Regions from separate parts of the Homo sapiens genome. Here all the other regions are linked to region 2. Evidence: chromatin loops called from intact Hi-C (ENCODE). Cell type or tissue: CD14-positive monocyte. All regions are shown on one strand. Each heading gives the region's core, and the rest is flanking DNA. Links, peaks and the distances in the headings are about the cores only. Region 1 holds the start of TREM1 (triggering receptor expressed on myeloid cells 1). Region 2 overlaps LOC107986595 (a long non-coding RNA gene). Region 3 has its middle 20 kb from the start of TREM1.

What was found. Peaks named below come from ENCODE experiments on the same cell type or tissue, not always from the same donor. Only the 100,000 strongest peaks of a DNase experiment are listed, where the experiment ranks them.
Region 1: a loop joins it to region 2, with 4 times the contacts of the local background. A loop is called at or near these places in 2 of 110 quality-filtered maps.
Region 3: a loop joins it to region 2, with 2.9 times the contacts of the local background. A loop is called at or near these places in 21 of 110 quality-filtered maps.

What each region holds. Positions count from the first base shown.
Region 1 is chr6:41,283,768-41,290,583 of GRCh38, reverse strand. TREM1 (triggering receptor expressed on myeloid cells 1) reads left to right here and starts at 3,902. Exons shown (of 4, transcript NM_018643.5): 1 at 3,902-3,977. The coding sequence starts at 3,929. RefSeq lists a silencer at 1,828-1,917. In CD14-positive monocyte, for the core only: no CTCF peak of the experiment used is centred there; DNase peaks (open chromatin) are centred at 1,933, 2,343, 3,423, 3,823 and 1 weaker place; H3K4me3 peaks cover 3,131 bases; H3K27ac peaks cover 5,000 bases.
Region 2 is chr6:41,178,898-41,185,713 of GRCh38, reverse strand. LOC107986595 (a long non-coding RNA gene) reads left to right here. Exons shown (of 3, transcript XR_001744118.2): 2 at 2,551-2,603; 3 at 5,027-5,230. Among named protein-coding and RNA genes, the nearest start is that of TREML2, 19 kb to the left of the region's middle. In CD14-positive monocyte, for the core only: a CTCF peak has its summit at 3,405 (motif pointing right); DNase peaks (open chromatin) are centred at 2,823 and 3,443; H3K4me3 peaks cover 671 bases; H3K27ac peaks cover 3,281 bases.
Region 3 is chr6:41,302,791-41,309,606 of GRCh38, reverse strand. It overlaps the pseudogene RPL32P15. Among named protein-coding and RNA genes, the nearest start is that of TREM1, 20 kb to the right of the region's middle. RefSeq lists enhancers at 2,498-3,697, 4,165-4,722. In CD14-positive monocyte, for the core only: CTCF peaks have their summits at 2,892 and 3,104 (motif pointing left); a DNase peak (open chromatin) is centred at 3,166.

The sequences.
Region 1 (6,816 bases), core at 1,109-6,108, 100 kb before region 2:
CATGTGGCCATGTTCTCTTTTCACAATGGCAGGCTGGGTTCAGGGTTTGATTCCTGGCTTGGGTATAAGTCCTCTATCTTCTGTCTATGTATTTATATGAATTATGTGTGTGTAATATAAAATAGCTAGATTAATTGGTTTAAAAATAAGTGCTTAAATCAAATATTTTGTCAAAAAAGTTAAAAAGTGTAATGTCTTTTGGTTCATATGACTTAAGTAATCTTTGGGAAATAAAAACAGTTTTAAAGATTATTGGTAAAATAAAAATATTTTCAAAAATGTAAATATTTGGTCTAAATTATGCAGGTCAGATATTAAGTTTCCTAAATGCTTTAAGGTCATAAACTGCTTCTTTGACTTTTAAAAGTTGTTCAATTTATTTTGGAGCATTGATTCTAGATAAGGCCTGGGGACATGTGAAATTAGCCATGCCCCCTAGCTATGCTAAGAAAGTTCTTCATAAAATGCCACTGTGATTCTTAACTATTCAACTTGTCTGCTTTACTGCTAGGTGAGGCCTCAGACACGTGGAGTGCTCTTGTTTGACTGTGTGAGTGAGCTGGTTATTCAGTCATCGTCTCTCTGATTAACACTTCTTTACCTTGGTTTGAGTGGAGATTCTGAAACTCGCTTTGTCTTTGCTGGCTGGTTCCCTGCTGGACTCTCGATAGGGGCATTAGAGGGAGATTGGGAGGCTGGAGGAGGAAGACAGGACATGCTCACTGATTCCTATTTCATTCTCTTTCATTGTGAGTAGCCTCAGTGATGCTTTTCACGGGCAACAGTGACTGGTTCCAGTTTGCAGTTTTCCCCACTCTCAGAAGTAGTCTCATTGGGCCTCCTCAGAGATATCAGCACCAGGGTCACACTATCCTCAGAGATCTGTGTTCCAGTTCCATGTGGGCCCCTCCTCTGAGCCAGAAAAGAAGATATTTTATATGCAATCTCATTGTTAAAAAATGTTACACATATATTCTAGCTAGGTTAGATTAACCAATCTTTATTAAGGAAGAAACTGCTAATTTACCCCATAGTGAAGATCGAGACCTACTGACTTGGGGCAGTGACTTATTGAAGACAAAACAAAACAGAATAATATTGGTATTATTTCATTAATTGTATCAATGTTGAAACTGTATTGATTTCATAATAGCTCTGAAGATGAAGTTTGGCAAATATGGAAAGGTTCATGGTACCCAAAGACTAAATCTTCCTAGTGCTAGAGGCCACCCTATGAGCAAGCATGGAAATGGGACATGTGACCCAGCCTTAGTAAAATTAACAGGAACCATAGGTCACAAATGACAGTGCTCTTCTATGAGAAGCCTTAAGAAATAATATCTTGTTGGGAGCAGTAGCTTGAGAATTTAAAGAGACCCTAATAGTTAGGCAGGAATATCGTCCTGCCTATTCAGCCTGAAGAAGTTACTGATCGGGTCATTAAACTCCTCAGAAAAATAAAGTGGTAAGGATTAGAGAATGCTGCCATGTGCTGCACAAGGAAGTTTTGGTCCATGACAGACTGCATATATGGTGGAGGTCCCATAAGATTATAATGTCATAATACCGTATTGTTACTATGCCTCTTCTATGTTTAGATACACAAATACTTACTATTGTGTTACAAATGCCTACAGTATTGAGGACTGTAACATACTGTGCAGGCTTGCAGCCTAGGAATATGCTTTACTTTGATTTATGTTCAAGTATCATTCTCCCTTAGATTTTGTGAGGTTGAAAGGTATTTGTCTAAACTGGATGTGAATGGAGAGGGGGCCTCCGGAGAGCAAAGGGCCCTCTGTTCCCCTTCCTAATATTAATAGGCTATACCATACAGCCTAGGTGTACAGTAGGCTGTGCCATGTTAAGTTCGTGTAAGTGCACTCCATGATGTTCCTGCAACACAAAATCACCTAGCAACACATTTCTCAGAATGTATCTGTCATTAAGTGACACGTGACTATTTGCACTGTTGACCTCAAGTACACAAATAGATCAGACAAGTGGAGAAAGACCTCATTCTACTTCATTCTAATTTAAATGCAGGTGCTGTCCGTAGTTAGGAAAATGTGAAGGAGCAATCAGCCTCCAGTGATATTCAAGTCTAATTAAAAATTCTTCTTGGACTGTTTAGTTCAAAGCTCCCTCTTAATCTTCCAGGAGCTTAATCCTCCACACAAAGTATATGAAGACACAAAAATGTAGAAAGTATGTGAAATAGCTATTATTTAAGTGTGGAATATTAATTTTGTTGTAAGGAGGGGATTTATTCACTGAAATAAACTTTATTAATTTGACTCATCGCCACAGAAGTCACGTAGGCTCCTCTCTGAGTCAGAAAATGTCAAGAGCTTTCTGTCTATTTTTCCTCTTTAGGGACTGCTTGAGTACAGCAAAAGGAGGGGCCAGCAGATTTCAGTTCAAGCATGTTTGAAGCCTGTTTTCCGACATTATTTGTAGAACAAAAAATAAACATAGTAAAATCTCCACTACAAATGATCTCTATAAAGTGTAATAACATGATTTAAGTTTATGTATTATTTTCTATATTTTATAAATTGCTGCATTGAACAGCTTTAATAAAAAAAATTAAAGTTAGCCTTGAAAATTTTTTTGGTTGTTGTTTGTTTTAATTTACAGACATGATAGTACCTTTTAGCTGTTCCTATACTTGAGTAGCAATCAATTTGGGTGTAAAATATTAGGGTCATAATGTTCTTTATACCTCATCCCACTCTCTCATGGTATTTGTTACTCAGAGAAGAAATCTGAGTCCTGATTATTTCAATTCCTTTGAAGAAACCAAGTTATTTTTTTGTTTATTTAGCAGTAGGAATCTTTTTATTTAAATTTAAAAATTTTCACCTGGAAACTTCCTATTCTAGGTCTCACTTTGTGAATTTTTTCCTTGCCCATGTTGAACTCTCAACCTCCAATTTTAGATTTCTTCTCAGACCTGGAAAGCATATTTTTTAAGATAAAATTTTTAATCTTGCTTGTGATCCACCATTCCATTTTATGCTTTAAGGACATCTCTGATTTGTAGATTGGAATTCTGTGATTTGTCCTCCCTTAAATTTCTGAGCTCTTCTAAATGTCTTTATTCATTTCACATTTGGGAATATTTCTGAAGTGAATCCTCTCCATTATTGATTTGATTTTCACACTGTCAAATCTGTCTTTTCTTGCTTCTAGTACAAAACCTGCTGGATTTTTTCTTCTTGCTTCAGCGTCTTGAACCAAGTTTCCTTTTTAAATCTAAGTCTGTTCTTGTTGGGTGGTGGCAGTGTCCTCTCAAATTGTTTCTGGGGTCCCTACACCCCCGTGAGCTCCCAGGCCATGTCTGTGGCAATGCTGAAGGACAAATGCAGGGTGTGGCCCTCCTGGTGATGAAGAGGAGGTGCACCCCAGGTCACCAGAAGCCAAGAGAACCCACGGGGCTGAGCAGGGCAGGATGAAGCAACATGTTCTCACAAAAACCCTGAAGATGAGATACGATTGTCGCAGCCTCTCCCTATGTGGGCCTGACTCTCTTCACTACACTAAACTGGATGTGAATGGAGAGGGGGCCTCTGGAGAGCAAAGGGCCCTCTGTTCCCCTTCCTAATATGAATGCCTTACTTTGATTTACATTCAAGTATCATTCTCCCTTAGATTTTGTAAGGTTGAAAGGTAATTGTCATTATTACCACAGAAAGGAAAACTGGAGTTCAAAGAAACTTAACTGAGAAGTGAGTCTTGGTCTCTGTATTATTGTGTTGATGTCAGGAGTCAGAGCAACTGGTGATGAAACAGAACCCAAACTCAGTGACTCCCAGGAATGGCCTCATATCCTGTTGTGCAACTTTCCGAAGCCTCTAGGTCATTGTGGTGCCTTGTAGCTGTCCCGGGAGCCCTCAGCAGCAGTTGGAGCTGGTGCACAGGAAGGATGAGGAAGACCAGGCTCTGGGGGCTGCTGTGGATGCTCTTTGTCTCAGGTAAGACAAGGAAGAGGACTGAGCAGGGGAGGCGTTTGGTCCAGGATCTCGGGGAGCCCTTTTCTGTTGAAGCTTCAGAGCACAGGGCCATCCAAGATAGAGCCAACCAGTAGTTATGGCAGACCGTGCTGCTCTACCCAGAATTGGGAGAACATGCAGTGTCTGCACACAAAAGTAAAAGAAGGAGAGAGTCAGGGAAAAAAGATGTCTGTGCATGTCGATGTTGTTAGAGACATGCAAAGCCTAGTATGGGAATAATGATAGAGTAGATCTCATCATGGCATGATCTACAATAAGTTTATTTGATGTTGAAATTTTTTTCTTATATTCCATCATGATGTGTTTGATGTTGACAATCTGTTAAACCCAAAAGACAGAATTGATTTAACAAATATTTCCCAGGGGTCTACTATGGGACAGCAAATATACTACTGCTGAGGACACAGACGTGACCAGAAGAGGCTGGTGCTCATTTTGGTGGAGGTGATCATCCCAGCTCTCCATGGCACGCTGGGGTTGGAGGGCACAGTTGCTGAGGCTCAGCAGAGCCGGCGCATGCCCCAGCTCTTTCTTGTGTCTCCTCTTACGATCCGCACAGCTCACATCTGCACCCAAACCAGAAGCATGCGGGCTTTATTCACTCCTCCTCCTAATCCTTATGAATAACAGGAGGAAAGTGTCAATATGAGTTAAAAGCGAGGCTTGCCTTGGGAAGGCATGAAAAATCAGGGAGAGGTATCCTCCTGGGCTCTCTACTTTGAGCAAAGTCATGGACAACTGCCTTGAAGAGCCTGTGCTCAGACATTGCTCTGGGTCTTCTTGGAGCTGGGGTGATAATCTAGATGGGCAGAAGGGAGTTAGCTCCTCATGGACAAGTGCATTTCCTTGTGTTTGATTCATGTTTTTCTGAAGGAGAACTGGGAGATGGCAGAGGGCTGAAGGTTATGTACCTGTGTGAGAGAAAACCAGTGGTATATATTTCATTGTGCCCTGTGGGGATAGGTTAGGGGTTAACCTCAATGCTCCTTGCAACTGGATACTTATTCACACTTGGGCCAGGACTTCTCTAATCCCTATCAGACTGTGTTGGACCATGTAGCTCAGTGCTTTAGGTGGAACCAGAGTCCTTGGGTTTGAATCCTGGCTCTAGTACTTAACTATGGTGAGACTTTGGGCAAATCACTTAATCTGTCTGTGCCTCAGTTTCCTTATCTATAAAATGGGGAGAATAATGGTGTCAACTTTTTACTTTATAAAGATTAAATAAGATAGTCTTTAAAAACCCTTAGCACATAATACTTAATAGGTAGTATTTGCTACCCTTTTAATTAACATATTCAAAGGAATTCCCTTCTTGCAATTGTGCACAGACAGCTCAGCAGCCTTCATTTCTTATTGTCTCCTTCCTTCTGTGAGAGACAGGCAAGTTTGCAAACTCAGTCACCTGTAACTCCCACCTTCCCTGGGGAGCTGGCAAATAAAAGAGATTTATCTGTAACATTAACTTCAGAGGTTAGGGCTTCAGTGGTGGCAACTTGAGGATGGAGTCTGTGTGTCTTCCAAAGAGCCCAGCACAGTGCCTATGATAGAGAAGTCTCCCAGCCAGTCTGATGAGTGAGTGAACAAATGAGGGAACCAGGCTTGGTTTCAGACAACACTCAGCCTCTGGTCAACAGTCTCTTGGAGGCACATTCCTGACTGGAGTGTGTGGGAGTTGCCCAAGAGGTCTGTTTCCGAGGTTTCCCTAGAAACTGGAGTCTGCTCCCAGAAGAACTGGCTTTCAAGACTGATTTCACCTTTAAACTCCTTGTGAGTCCCTGAGTTGAGTCTTCCTAAGGTCAGGCAGATCTGTTGGCCTATCCTGGGGTGGGCATGCCAGGGGGCTCCATGAAAGGGTAAGCACTTGTCATTTTTCACCAGGCCTGCAAGGACCTAAGTGTGTGGTATTAATAACAGCAGTACTAGTGTTACCGTGACCCACACAGTAGACCCAGCAGCACTGTCTAGCCTGTTATTTGGTGCTCCATGGGGGAAGGTACCCCAGGCCTGAGTGGGTAAGCTACAGTCTCTCAGCAAACTTAGAGAGCCCTGTGTGTCCAGCTGAAAACACGGACCTTGGTCTTCTCACTTCCGCTCTGCTTGGCCTCCCATCAGCAAGGCTCCCTTGGACAAGGCCAGATGAGCATCCCCAATTCTAGATGGTTAACCCAGTTCGGACTCCAAGAATGTGATGGAAACTATTGTCACTGTAACCCAGGGGTTCTCAAACATGGCACTATTGACATTTGGGGTGGGATGATTCTTTGTTGTGGGGGCTGTCCTGTGCACTGTAGATTGCTTAGCCTGGTATCCATTAGATGTTAGTAGCATCCACCCCTCTCCCTGGTTATAACAACCAAAAATGTCTAGATATTGTCCAGTGTTTCAGGGAGAGTTGTGGCGGGGAGCAAAAATTGCTCCCCAGTGGAGAACCACTGCTGTGACTCCGTGACATCAAAAATAGGAGGGGGCATTTCTTGGCTCAGGTAACTGGGAAGTACAAGGGGTGCTCCTTTGGAGCACAGCTGAGTCCATGACTCAGATAACGTGGGTTTTTTTCTCTCTTTCTTTCTCTCCCCTCCACTATCCCCCTCTTCCTTCCTCCCACTCACTTTCTGCCTGTTTAGCCATTCTCGGGCAGCCTATTCCTACGTGGTAGAAAGTTTCACATAATAAAGTTTCACATCTCATTGACCTGTGAATCCCAGCAAGAAGCATTTCCATTAATGGCTACAGCAGTCTCAGGGAGGACTCTGATTGGTCCAGCTCAGCCATGTGCTCCTTCCTAAACCAATCAGCC
Region 2 (6,816 bases), core at 604-5,603:
GATGGTTTCCAGGCCCCAGCCACGGGCACTGACAGTGTCTTCCTGCCTCTGTCCTCCCCTCCCTTCTCTCCATCCACCATCACTCCAGATGATGAATGCTGGGCTCTTGCAAACCATACTTTCTTGCATCAAGAGATTAAACCAGAAACCAAGGGGTGCTGATCACCTGAGCTGAGAGATGTTCCTGAACTGCTTGTCCTCCCCCTTTGACATCTGACAACCCAGACACCTTCCCTAAAAGCCTGCTATGGTATAAAACAGTCTACCTCTGTGTTCTTCCTTTGACTTAAAATGGGACCTATTAAAATGTATTTTTTATCTGGGAGAGCTATTTGTCAATGACATCAGTATACTCTGAGAGCTCACTGCATTTCCTAGAGAAGGGTTGAGCTTAAGGACCTGAGACAGAAATGTGAAGCAAAGGGTGCCAGGAGAGCTGGGTGGAGACCCTGCAATAGGGGCCCAGATAGAAAGCCAAGGGATAACAATTGCAAAAGGGAAAGAGCAAGGACTTGAGATAGCAGTTTTGCACAGAAAGAAACCGACCCTGAGGTGGAATGGCTTACCCTAGACAACATGGTTTGTGGGGAAGAGCCCCTGATCACATGGCTGCCTACTGGTCAGCTGAGCCGAAGGAGACCTCAGAGGACAGGCTAGAAGCTGGGGAGGGCCTGTGGTGACAACAGGCATGGCAGGAGGGATGAATTTCAGGGCAGGAGGTTGGTCTGGGCTCTGACTTTCCTCATCAGGCGGGTCCTTATTCCAAAGCCCCCCAGTCAAGTCCATCATCCTGGGTGTGGCAGTGACCGTTGTGCTGCTGCTGCTGCTGCTTGCCCTCCTCATCAACCGGTACCTCCAGAAAGCCCGAGGAAGAGCTAGGAAAGTGAGTCCTGGTCACTGGCTCTGAGCAGACAGCCAAGTGCTTAGCGATTTCTAGGGCAGCCTGAGAGCCGTGAGGACAAGGATTGTTTTTTTATTTTTTTTATTTTTTATTATTGTACTTTAAGTTCTAGGACACATGTGCACAACGTGCAGGTTTGTTACATATGTATACATGTGCCATGTTGCTGTGCTGCACCCATTAACTCGTCATTTACATTAGGTATATGTCCTAATGCTATCCCTCCCCCTTCTCCCTACCCCACGGCAGGCCCCCGTGTGTGATGTTCCCCACCCTGTGTCCAAGTGTTCTCATTGTTCAATTCCCACCTATAAGTGAGAACATGCGGTATTTGGTTTTCTGTCCTTGTGATAGTTTGCTCAGAATGATGGTTTCCAGCTTCATCCATGTCCCTACAAGGACATGAACTCATCGAGGACAAGGATTCTTATGCTCATTTTACCAACTAGGAAACTGAGGCCTGAGAAGTAAAGTGGCCAAGATCCCCTGGGAGCCCCAAATGGCTTCCCTTCCTTCTGCCAGAGCAACAGCCTGGGCAGCCCTGAGGGCGGTGGACTCATCATCTTCTAAGGCTCCAGGTCAGCTCACCCAAAGCCAATTCAACTCAGTGCCAATTTGTCTACAACTAGGTGTGCTAGTATCCATTTTGGATCATGTATTTTTTGCCAACTTTTAGGTTAAGACTTTTAAAACAAATCTATGTAAAGATGTTCCTGGTTCATGGTATTGTTTTTTAATTGTTTTTATCATTTAAAAATGTCGTCTTCCTAAAAGCACTTCCAGGACTTTTTAATCTTCAAAGTTTTAAGTTTTTAGCATTAATCACATATGAAATCTGTAGCATCTTGTCTAAGATTTATCAGATTAGTCCCCTTTAATGAATGTTACCTCCTTTCTTGCTGTTTTATGTTGGTTGGTTGGTTTGACACATAGGTACTGTGTGCTCAATAGCCCTATACTGAAGATGTTTCTGTTGACAAAAAGACTGAAACGTGGGAGTGGGCCAGAGGTATATTGGACTTCATTGGTTTTAATTATTCAAGCTATGAAAATCCAAAGAAAGCAGTGGGTTGTAAAATTTTATATACCTATTTTTAATCAGTGTAAAATCAATTTAATAGGTCACAACAGGATTTTTATAAAAACATAATAGAAGAGCATAATGTCATAATGCTTTACCCTTTTTTTGTTAAACTTTTATTTTAGGAGTGTGTGTGAATATGTGTCTGGGTGTGAGAGTGTATGAGTGTGTTTGTGTAAGTGGTAGATAAATTGTGAATCACACTGGAGCTCCTGGTTCAAAAAATTGGAAAGACAGTACTACATATAAATTCATCAGCAAATAGATTATACTTAGGTCTAATTTTAAATTTGGAATTTTCAGCAACCTGGAATTGATAATTAACTTTACGGATTTTATGCACATTAATCATAGACAGCCAGTTTGTTTTGCTCCTTCGTATACCTGGACACCACTCTTGCTGGGCACTGGGGACCTCCCCAGGCAGAATGTGGCCACTGATCCAGCCCTGGCCTCTTTCCCATCAGTGTCCCTTCTGCCCAGCCAGGACCCCAATATCTCCCTCATGTTTCCATGGGAGTTGGGTTGGGAGAGATTCCTTGCTTAACCTTGACTGTCTTCTTTGCAGGTGAGGGTGAATCTTACCATGTTTATGATGACGTCCAAAAGGAGAAGACCACTGTGAGTAAGAATGACCCTTCCCTAGGACAGCAGTACCACAGCTTTCCTGTGCAACTTTATTCTTGTCTTTTTTAATTTCCTGGTTTATACTTACTCTTAGTTCCTATTTACTCTAAATCTTGCCTCGCACTGGTGACTACTCATTCCCCTGCTGCCTCATGCATGGCTTAGCTACGTGTTTCCTTTCTCTCTGTTTCCCAATTCAAATCTCCTAGAGAAAAAGAGAAGTTGGCTAACCCAGCTTTGCCCTTCACCCCTGTGGAAGGCAGCTTTTCATGTCTCATAGGTCATGAACCAGCTTGTGGATTGGCTACCATTTGTCCAGTCAGCTGTGGGGAAGGGTGTCACATGGCAGACAACATGGCTCCCCTAGGATGCTCTCCTAGCAGGTGCGAGAGACTAGGCAGTTTCCCTTGGGTAAGTCTGTCTTGTCTAAAGATCTGAGACTCTTGGAATCACAGAACTGCAGAATTCAAATGATCTAAAGTCATCTTGATCAACCCTCTGTGTAACATTGGAATCAACTCTACAAATAACATCCCTACCAAGTGCTCTTTTAGCTCGGTGCTACTCAAACTTGAGTGTGCATAAAACCACTTGAAGAGCTTGTTAAAACAGTTTCCTGGGCCTCACCTAAGACACTTTGCCTTAACACATCTGGCATGGAGCCTGATGATGCATTTTTAACAAGCTCTGAGGTGATCTGGTGCTACTGGCCTGGGAACTGAAGGCAGAATTTACTGGACAGTGAGCACTTATCAAGTACTCACATTGATATAGAGCTGCTTTACCAGTGATGAATGCCCTCCATGTGGCAAAGACAGCTACCAACCAGCAGGGGTCACCTCCTCCTTAAAGGGATATGAGGAAGGAGGAGCAAAGAAAAGTCAAGTACTTATCAACTAGAGGGCAGAAGGTTTGAGTCTGAGGGCTGTGATAAGATCATGGAGGAGATTTCTGGACACTTGCACCCCTGTTCCCCAGGATCTGCTAGGACAGAGTCCAGGTAGATAGGGTCTGGGGACCCAGTGCCTTTGAGTAACCCAATTCTCGCCTCCCTCTGTGGCCATCACTTCCTTTCTGACAAAGGGCTATGAAATCCTGACAGATTGTGCATGCATTTTATTGGTGCCTATGTCCTTGAGAGACCCCTCCCTTAACTGTCCTCTCAGGGCCTCTAAGCCAGGCTGAGGAGTTCTGCCCTCCCCCTAACCCCCAAGCCAGATCCCTCTTCTCTTCCCTGTCCTCCTGATTGAAAATCCCCTCCCACTCATGAGATTCTTATGACCCTGCCAGAAGGAATGCCAGGATGTGGGTAGTGCCTACTGCTCAGGAGTCTCCCTGGCCCTAGCTCTCGCCCTGTCTTTGCCAGGCAGGGTGTGGTGAGGACCTTCCTTCCCTATGGCCATCCACACAGCTCCATCAGAACTGATTTGGGCACCTCTGCCTTGCACAGAATCATTATCCAGTCTGCTAGCTGCATCTCAGTCAAACAGAGTGGGCTGGGGGCTGCCTCCTGCTTGGCCCACATATTTTCCAAAGGGCCCTTCTGGAGACAGGGGTCCCTCTTTTATTGTGTGTCCCCAAGAAGTGACTTTGAACTCTGGGAACTTCAGGCCAAGTGACCAGAAGTGGTATCCTGCTACATCATGGGGAAGATTGCTTGGAGTTGCAGATTCCCAATGGTGACCTTAAAGGTCCCTGATTCTAGCTTCCAGTGGGACGCCAAAACCCTCTCTACAAACTTCAGTAAGGAGTCATGAAGTCTCTGCCTCCATCTGTCAAAGGGCAGGAAGCTCACCAACTCCTCCTTAGGCAGCTGGCTTGTGAAAGCTTTTGTTAAATAGGACTTGGCTTGTCCTCAGTCAGAGTGAGACATCAGCCTTGTCCACAGGACGAGACTGAAGTCAGGCTACATCATGGCCAGAAAGAGAGGAGGATGGAGAGAAGAAGGGTGGGAGGTTTGAGGCCTGGAGGGCCAGGTTGTGAGGATGAGGTCTTCCTCTGGGAGAAAGGTAGGTAAGCTCCTATTACTTATGACTGTGACATCTGTGCTGCCATCATCCACCTTCTAGGGTCCCAGTGTCAAGGATGTGGTTCTGTCCTCAGCCTTTGGCTCCATGGGGACACAAACCTGTAGGGCCAGACACTCAGGCTAAGGGAGATGGGGAACAAGGAGGGAATGGGGTGTTCTGGGTGTCACCCTGGCTCCTGAGTTTCTAATCCTGCCCTGCCTGGCTTAGTCTCCTCCTGCAAGCTGGATCTGACTGCTGAAGGCTAGGCAATTGCTGCACCATGCTTTTCCACCTGAGCTAGCCCTGTTTTGAGAAGGTCACTGGTGTTGAACTGTGGCCTCATTTGACCTCTGGTCCTTCACAGTTATAGGCTCTTGACAGTGCCTCCGTGTTTGTTGTATATTTTAGACTACATACCACTGGGAGAGCCCATCTCCAACAAATGATCCCTGACTTGGATTTCCTGTTTGCATTGGTCTGGCTGCAGCACCAGGAGCCACCCTCATGAACTGTCAAAACCCGGGGGATTTACCTAGACCTAGAGCTCCAACGTTACTTCTTATTTTTTGAAACAGAGTCATTCTGTCACCCAGGCTGGAGTGCAGTGGCATGATCTTGGCTCCCTGTAACCTCCGCCTCCCAGGTTCAAGCCATTCTCCTGCCTCAGCCTCCTGAGTAGCTGGTACTACAAGTGCGTGCCAATCCTGGCTAATTTTTGTATTTTTAGTAGAGATGGGGTTTCACCATTTTGGCCAGGCTGGTCTCGAACTCCTGGCTTCATGTGATCCTCCCGCCTCAGCCTCTCAAAGTGCTGGGATTACAGGGGTGAGCCACCACCCCGGCCAACTCTAACAGTTTTGACTGATCTGTATAAATTACACAAGCATTTAGGGGTGGCTACTGACTGTCAGGTACTGTGCTCAGGGTTGAGGATACAGAGATTAATTCTAGCAAGCCGACATTTATGGAGTGCTTATTATGTGCCAGATTCCTTTTCATGGATTAATGGCTCGAACATCCCTGTAAGGTATTTTACATATTTAGATATTGTGGCATAGAGAGGTTAAGTAATTTCCTGAATTCACACAGCTAGTAAATGATGAATTCTAGACTCCGAAGTTTTAACCACTATGCTTCTGGGTCCCTGTTCCCTTAAAGATTGTGTGTGTGTGTGTGTGTGTGTGTGTGTGTGTGTGTGTGTGTGTGTGTGTTTGTGTTTGGGGAGATGCATGGAAAAACAATGACGATATAAAGCAGTCACGGCTACAGCTAGAGGAATGCTGAAGGTGCCAGAGGAGGATGGAGAGGATGGGGGAAGCATGACCTTTCCTGACACAAGCCTCCAGGAGGCAAGAGGGGAGAGCAGGGGTGCAGCTGACTCAGCTGGGGAGTTCAAGGGGCAAGATTCCTAATTAACCAGCGGCCCCAGACAGGAGGATGTGGGTTCCTCCTCCCCACCCTGCCCCAGGGAAAGGGCTACCCCTGCTACCACCAAAGGCCTGAAGGCACCTTTCCAAAGCTATGACCTCGGGAATGTACACCTTTTCCTTATCTCAGTACCGGGGCATCCATGGCAACCTCAGGCCCCACAGGAGGGGTATGTGAGGAGGACCAGGACAGATTGGAGAGGGAGAGCTGGCCCTTGATCTCTGGAGTCCCAGGAGGCTTCAGGCCCACTGTGCATGTCTGAGTGTGTAAGCAGCCTTCTCCCTGCGGGTCGTTCTTCAGGCCACACAGTGGGCCCTCCCTTCACTTCATCTCCCTATGCTCTTGATGCATATGACACAGTATGCAAAAATTTTATTCATCAACCTGCATATTTGATCTTTGGGTGGTTGTTTCAAACTACTATTTTGAGATAACTCATTATCCAGCAACAAACAATCAAAACAAATAGCCAAGACAAACGTGAAGAACAAGGCTATGGGGAAAGGAGATGGCCTTACCCTATCAGAAACCAAGACTTACTACGAAGTCATAGTAATTATCATGCAATCCTGGAGTGGAAAACTGGCAAAGGCAACAGAATCAAGAAGCAAGGAACAGATCCATGTATATATGGCAACTTGATATTTGACAGAGCAGGCATTATGAATCAGGTGGAAAGAAGAGAATATTTAATGCTGCTGATACAACAATCTAGCCATGTGGGGAAAAACATAAAATTAGATTCCTACCTTATGTCTTATACAAAAATA
Region 3 (6,816 bases), core at 671-5,670, 120 kb before region 2:
GTCAGTGAGGTGTTATGGTAACTTGATTAAAGTTAAATGCATGTAAAAAACAATAGGATTTCCAGCTCCCAGTCTGGCAAGTAAGGAGCTTGAAAATTGTCACTCCATCCTAACAAGTAAAAGTTGATCAAGCTGAAAAATCAATAACTCTAGAGCCCCCCAAGCCTGCCCCTTCCCATCAAGCCTGCAATTTTCCTCTGACTCTGTTCCTGCTTCCTGATCTTCCTCTTTCCTGCTCTGTCTCTGTTCCTTTCTTTCAGCCCAGGGGTCCATGAACAAGGACAATAAGAGGAAATCCGTCTTCCTATGACCAGTGATCAATACTCTGGTCACTCTCTCCTGTGTCCTCAGGGTGCCTGGTGACAGTCCAGAGATCTCTCTGAGAAGACCAATCACAACAATGGCTCAGAGTATTCCTAACCCTTAACTCAGAATGGACTTGGTGGTGGGGGCTCTGGAAAGCCCTGGGCAGTCAGTCCTCAGTCCCGGGAGCAGTAGAAGCTCCTGAAATCAAATGGTCTCTGAGCATGACTTGCTTGGGCAGCTGTGAAATATGGAGCAAAACAATTAGGAGCATATAGAGGGGAATTCTTAGTGCACACTTTGGAATGATAGAAGTAACTGATGGTGACTGAAGCAGTGTCTCCAAGCCTGGGAAGACTAGTAGACAACTGCTTTGATATTCTTTCAGATGTCCTACAGTCTAAAGGAAAAAGAGAGAAGAGGCCCTGGTCCCACTCCCACCACCACTGGATGTAAATTTAAGCCTTGGTCATTCTAGACTTGAGGCATGGCTTCCAGACACGTGGATTCTTCAGATGAATAGCATTTCATGAAACATGTCACATTGCTGACATAGGCCAAATTTTTATTTTACCAGAAAAAAATTACTTTCATCTTCTAGGACCACTGTTTTTCCTAAAAGAAAAGACGTATTTAAATTGTGAACATTGCCTTGGTGGTAGAAGAACCACATCTTGCCCCTCTCTCTTCCTCGGTGCTGCCTATGGAGGTGGCAGCCATCTCTTCCTCGGCATCACGGCTGCCCTCAGGCCCCTTGTGAAGCCCAAGATCATCAAAAAGCGAACCAAGAAGTTCATATGGCACCAGTCTGACCCATACGTCAAATTAAGCCTAACTGGCGGAAACCCGGAGGTACTGACAACAGGGTTCGTAGAAGGTTCAAGGGCCAGATCTTGATGCCCAACGTTGGTTATGGGGCAACAAAAAAACAAAGCACATGCTGCCAAGTGGCTTCTGGAATTTCCTGGTCCACAACGTCAAGGAGCTGGAAGTACTGCTGATGCGCAGCAAATCTTACTGTGCTGAGATCGCTCACAATGTTTCCTCCAAGGACCACAAAGCCATTGTGGAAAGAGCTGCTCAGCTGGCCATCAGAGTCACCAACCCCAATGCCAAGCTGTGCAGCGAAGACAATGAGTACACAGTTCATGTTTTGTGTTTAAATAAAACTGGAAAAGCTGGAAAAAAAAAAAAAAAGAACCACATCTTGAGCTGGAGGAAACCTGAGGCCCTGAGAACTTCATGGAGCATGGACCCCATTCGTTCTTAGACAACACACCTCTGGATTTTTACTTGAAGCAGTTTTAAGCCCTGTTATTTGGAGTTTTTCTGTTCTTTATAGATGAACCTAACCCTAATACAACTCTCACTATTCAGAGTTTTGTCAGGTACACAATTTTAGTTTAACAGTGATTTTTCCTAAGCATTTTGGTGATATGATTTCACCACCTTCTGGCTTGTGTTGTTTCAGTTGACAAGTCTGCTATTTAAATTTCTTCATAAATGATTGGCTGCTTCCTCTTTGCTTTGTATTCTACAATTTCTCTACAATATGCCACGATGAGGATTTTTGTTTTTTGCTTATATTGCTTGGTTTATGATGATCTGTATTTGTGGTTTAATGACTTTTCAAACCTCCGGAAAATTCTCAGCCACTACATCATCACATACGGCCTCTGAAGTTCAGTTTATGTACCAGATGTAGGAAGCTCAAATGAGTGCAGCTCCCATTCGCACAAGAAGACAAAGCCAGGTAAACTGCAAAGCCATAACTTTTCCTGACCCTATTAGAGAGCTGCAGTTGCAAGGCACCCAAATCATCTAGAATCCAAGGCCACTCCAAAGAGAGTTGGGATATGAGCACCAGCTCACCTGTCTCACAGAAAGGAGGAAGAGCTATGGAATACCAAACAAGTGTCAAGAACAATTCAGCTAAGACTTTAACAAATTGTTAAAGGTCAGGTGCAGGCCAGCATGACCGTATAGTACTTCTGGGATCCCAGGACACAAAAGGAATGATCACAGTCACTTTTAATCTCTTTCCCGGGGACCTCCACCAGGTGCTTATGAGAAAGACTGAAGGTGGATTGAGCAATGAGAGATGGTCCCTCAGTGGTGAAAACATGGAGAAAGAGAGTGGAAAAATAGACTCTTATCCTCTATTAAACAAAAGCATCAAACCACTAAGGTAGGGATAACAAGCCCTGTCACCCCCAGAGAGGAGGTGAAGACCCATTGAAGCTAAGGATGTGGTGAGGAGAAAACTTTCTTGCTGCTGGAAAGCAAATGTGATGACTGGAGCTCCAGCAGTCATTTTGGAAGTCATGAACTGAGACGGTGGGACAGACAGAAGGAGCCAAAGTCCCTGATGCTTCAATGCCAGCCCTGAGGAGCCTATCACTGAACTTTTAAGTGAGAGGTAACAAACTACTCTTTTGCTTAAACCACTTTTACTGCAGTTTTCTGTTATACCAGCCTGCTAATTCTAACGGAATCAGAACAAGTCCTATGACCCATTTACAGAGGAATCTCACATCCTTGGGGCTTCCCTAGATCATAAACCCTGTATGTCCACCAAGATTCGGGTAGGCAGGAAGGCAACCTTGGGTTTCTGTGGGAAGAGCTCTTTGCAAACTCCAGCTGCTATTTAAGAAAGAAAAAAAGGAAATTATTTTAGGCACAAATTATTTTAGTGTGGAAGGTATTCCAAGGATAAAATTTTTGAATATTGAGATCTGAGCATAAGGTGTCTAAAAACTACTGTCCCCGCAGATCTCCTCCCAGGTAATCAGGCCTTAGGAAATTACAGGAGCGAAATCAGAGATAAACCAGGTGAGTTGCTCCCTCTGGTGGTGACTTTGGATTTATAAACGGTTGCGACCTGAGCGTTTTGCTGGTTGGTTTTGTTTTAGGACAAAAAAAAAAAAAAAAAAAAATCTGACTTTGGAAATTTTAAAACTAATTTTTTGTTTACCTTTGTCTTTAAAAAGTAACCTTGTGTAGGCCGGGCGTGGTGACTCACACCTGTAATCCCAGCACTTTGGAATGCCGAGGTGGGCGGAATGCTTGAGGTCAGGAGTTCAAGACCAGCCTGGCCAACGTGGTGAAACCCCGTCTCTACTAAAAACACACAAAAAATTAGCCGGGTGTGGTGGGGAGCGCCTGTAATCCCAGCTACTCACAGGAGGCTGAGGCACGAGAATCGCTTGAGCCAAAAAGGCGGAGGTTGCAGCGAGCCGAGACCTTGCCACCTCACTCCAGCCTGGGTGACGGAGTGAGACTCTGTCTCGAAAAAAAAAAGCAACTTTGCTTTCTTTTTTTTTTTTTTTTGTAATAGTGCACTTACTGTTGAATGAATGGCATTTTCCCCCTACAAAACTTAAATGGCTAAGGGTTTATGATAGAATTCTTTCATAATTTAAAAGTACCATGATTGAACTGATTATTGTGTAAGTAGCTGATGTCTGTATAATTGGGTCTTGTTGGCTGGGTGTGGTGGCTCAGGCCTGTAATCAGCACTTTGGGAGGCCGAGGTGGGCGGATCACATGAGGTCAGGAGTTGGAGAACATCCTGGCCAACATGGCGAAACCCCGTCTCTACTAAAAATACAAAAATTAGCTGGGCGTGGTGGTACATGGCTGTAATCCCAGCTATACTGGCTGTAATCTTGTCTATACTCTCCCTTTCATTTATCACATGGAATTCTCTCTAAAGTTATTAGGTACCCTCCCTAATCTCTCCCTGAGGCTAGAACAGAATTTTTTTTTTTCAGTTTACTGGTATGTTGTTAGGTAATACTAACAGGGAGAATACTCTGGATAAATACAATGTAAAATAAATGCCAAGATATTTGGGCTAAGAATGAAAAAGAATATGCATAGTTCTCATATCATTCCTGTGAGTTTCATACCTATGAATTTATTCATACCTATGAAACAAATCTATTGTGGGCATTATCTTATCAAACATTTGAACAAGATTTAATTATTGTACTTGTTAGACGGGGCTAGATTGTGCTGCAAGAATAACCTTCCCCCTCACTCTTCACCCTATCTCAATGGCTAGGCCAACGAAAATTTACTTCTCACTTATACCTCAATTCTGATGCAAATGGGCCACTAAAGCTCTGCGCATCAAAGACACTTTGGGATCCCACTGATAGAAACTTCGAAAACCACCATAGAGAGAAAGGAAACACAGGGCATTCTGTGATGTTTCTTAAAGCCTCGCACTAAGCGATATGTATTTCTGCTCAGAATTCACTGGCCAAAGCAAATCCCAAGGCCATACCTACCTGCAAAGGGTGCAAGGCAGTGCAAAGAAATGGGCAGGAATGAGAAGTGGCTGAAGATTTGTGAACAGCCCTAAAGTTACCATATTTTCAACAGAAGTATAATCAAAATATAGGATGGCAAGGTAATATATGATATACTGTTTGAAAATTTTTTAAAATGCTTTTGACAAGCAAGAAAAAAGCTCATGAAAGGGAGAAATCTAACTAATATGCTTTCATATCAAGATACAATAGAAAATGACAGAGTAAAGTTAAAGTTGAATTGGATACAACTGAAAGTGCACTTGAAGATTGTATATGCTATTTTTTGTTTTGTTTGGTTTGGTCTTTGCCATTAACTTGAATACCAATTTGCAGTTGTGTCAAAGTTAATAACCAACAATTTTGAAAGTCCACTTATAAATTTATGTTATATTCCACTTACATTACGAGAATTTCTATTGCTGTGAATAGTGAATGCAAAATGAGTTTGTTCAGTGGCGATTCCTGCTTATTAACATGCATTAAGTCATCACTTCAGGTGGACCTGAAGTGACATGAAAGACCTGAAGTGACATGAAAGGCTTACAAAGTACACTGCTCACTCTTCCCCACTCAGTTCATAATCTGGACTTGCAGAGCCAACTTCACTATCTTTCAGTGGCAAAATGCTACTATGAAGTAAGGACTAGTCACAAAAAACAAGTAAGATTAGTTAGCTAATAGAGCATGAATGCTCCTGAATTAAAAATCAACAAACATGGGCATCAGGAAGAGTTTATATAACCAAAATGAAATTTAAAATTATTATAAGAAGTGAAGTGCTGGAGCCAGCTTGCACTGGCTCACAAAAATTGTTTGCAAGCCTCTCTTTCCAACTCCACATCCAGTGATGCCATGTTGCTAGCTTGAAATCAACCATGTGAGAGTATTTACACCACAGAAATTGGCAGTCACTACAAATCAGGAAATCTTTTAAAGAGCTGGTTATTAAACATTTACCTTAAACATTCATTGAATAGGAATGACTCAAGAACGATGGTTATTGGTCACTTGTATACTTCTTTGGGAAACCCATTTTCAAATGAGGTTATTTGTCTTTTTATTGTTGGTTTGTTAGAGTTTTTTCATATTTTGGATACCAGACCTTTATCAGATATACGACTTATAAATATTTTCTTTTATTCTCTGCGTTGTCCTTTTACTCTCATGATGGTAAAATTTTGCAGCACAAAAGTTTTTAATTTTGATTAAGTCCAATTTATCTTTTTCTTTCTTTGGTTGCTTTAGGTGTCATATCTAAGAAACTGTTGCTTAATGCAAGGTTACAAAGATTTACTCCTGTATTTTTTGTCCTAGAGTTTTATAGTTTTAGCTTTTACATTTAGATCTTTGATCTACTTTGAGTTAATTTTATATATGTTGTGAAGTAGGTGTCTAAGTTTACTCTTTTGCATGTTCACATGTAGTTGTCCTAAACCAACTGTTGAAAGACTATCCTTTCCCCATTGAATTAACTTGTTACCCCTATCAAAAATTAGTTGACCATAAATGTATAGGTTTATTTCTAGACCATAAATTCTATTCCATTGATTTATATTTTTATATTAATGCCAGTGCATGTTGTCAATCTCTACACTAAGTGAATTTTGATAGGAAATGCATTTACTCTGTAGATCAAGTTAGGGAATATTGCCATTTAAGCAATATTAAGTCTTATAATCCATGAACAAGGAGTGTTTTTCCATTTATTCAGTTATTTAAAAAATTTCTTTTAACAATCTTTTTAAAATTTATAAAGGTAAGAAATTTATTTGGCTGATAGTTTTGGGGGTGAAAAGTCCAAGACTAAGGGGGCACATCTGATCATGGCCTTCTTTCTGAATCATCCCATGGCAGAAAGAGGAAGGATTGAGAGGAACCATCCTATCCAGAGGAAGAGATAACCAAATCCATCTGTATTAGTTCATTGTCACATTGCTATAAAGACATACTGGAGACTGGGTAATTTATGGAAAAAAGAGGTGTAATTGGCTCTGGTTCTGCAGGCTGAACAGGAGGCATGGCTGGGGAGCCCTCCGGAAACTTAAAATCGTAGCAGAAGGGTGAAGAAGAAACAAGCACGTCTTCGCATGGCAACAGGAGACAGAGTGAGTGAAAGGGGAAGTGCCACACACTTTTAAACCATCGTATTTCATGAGAACTCACTCACCAACATGAGAACAGCAAAGGGGAAATC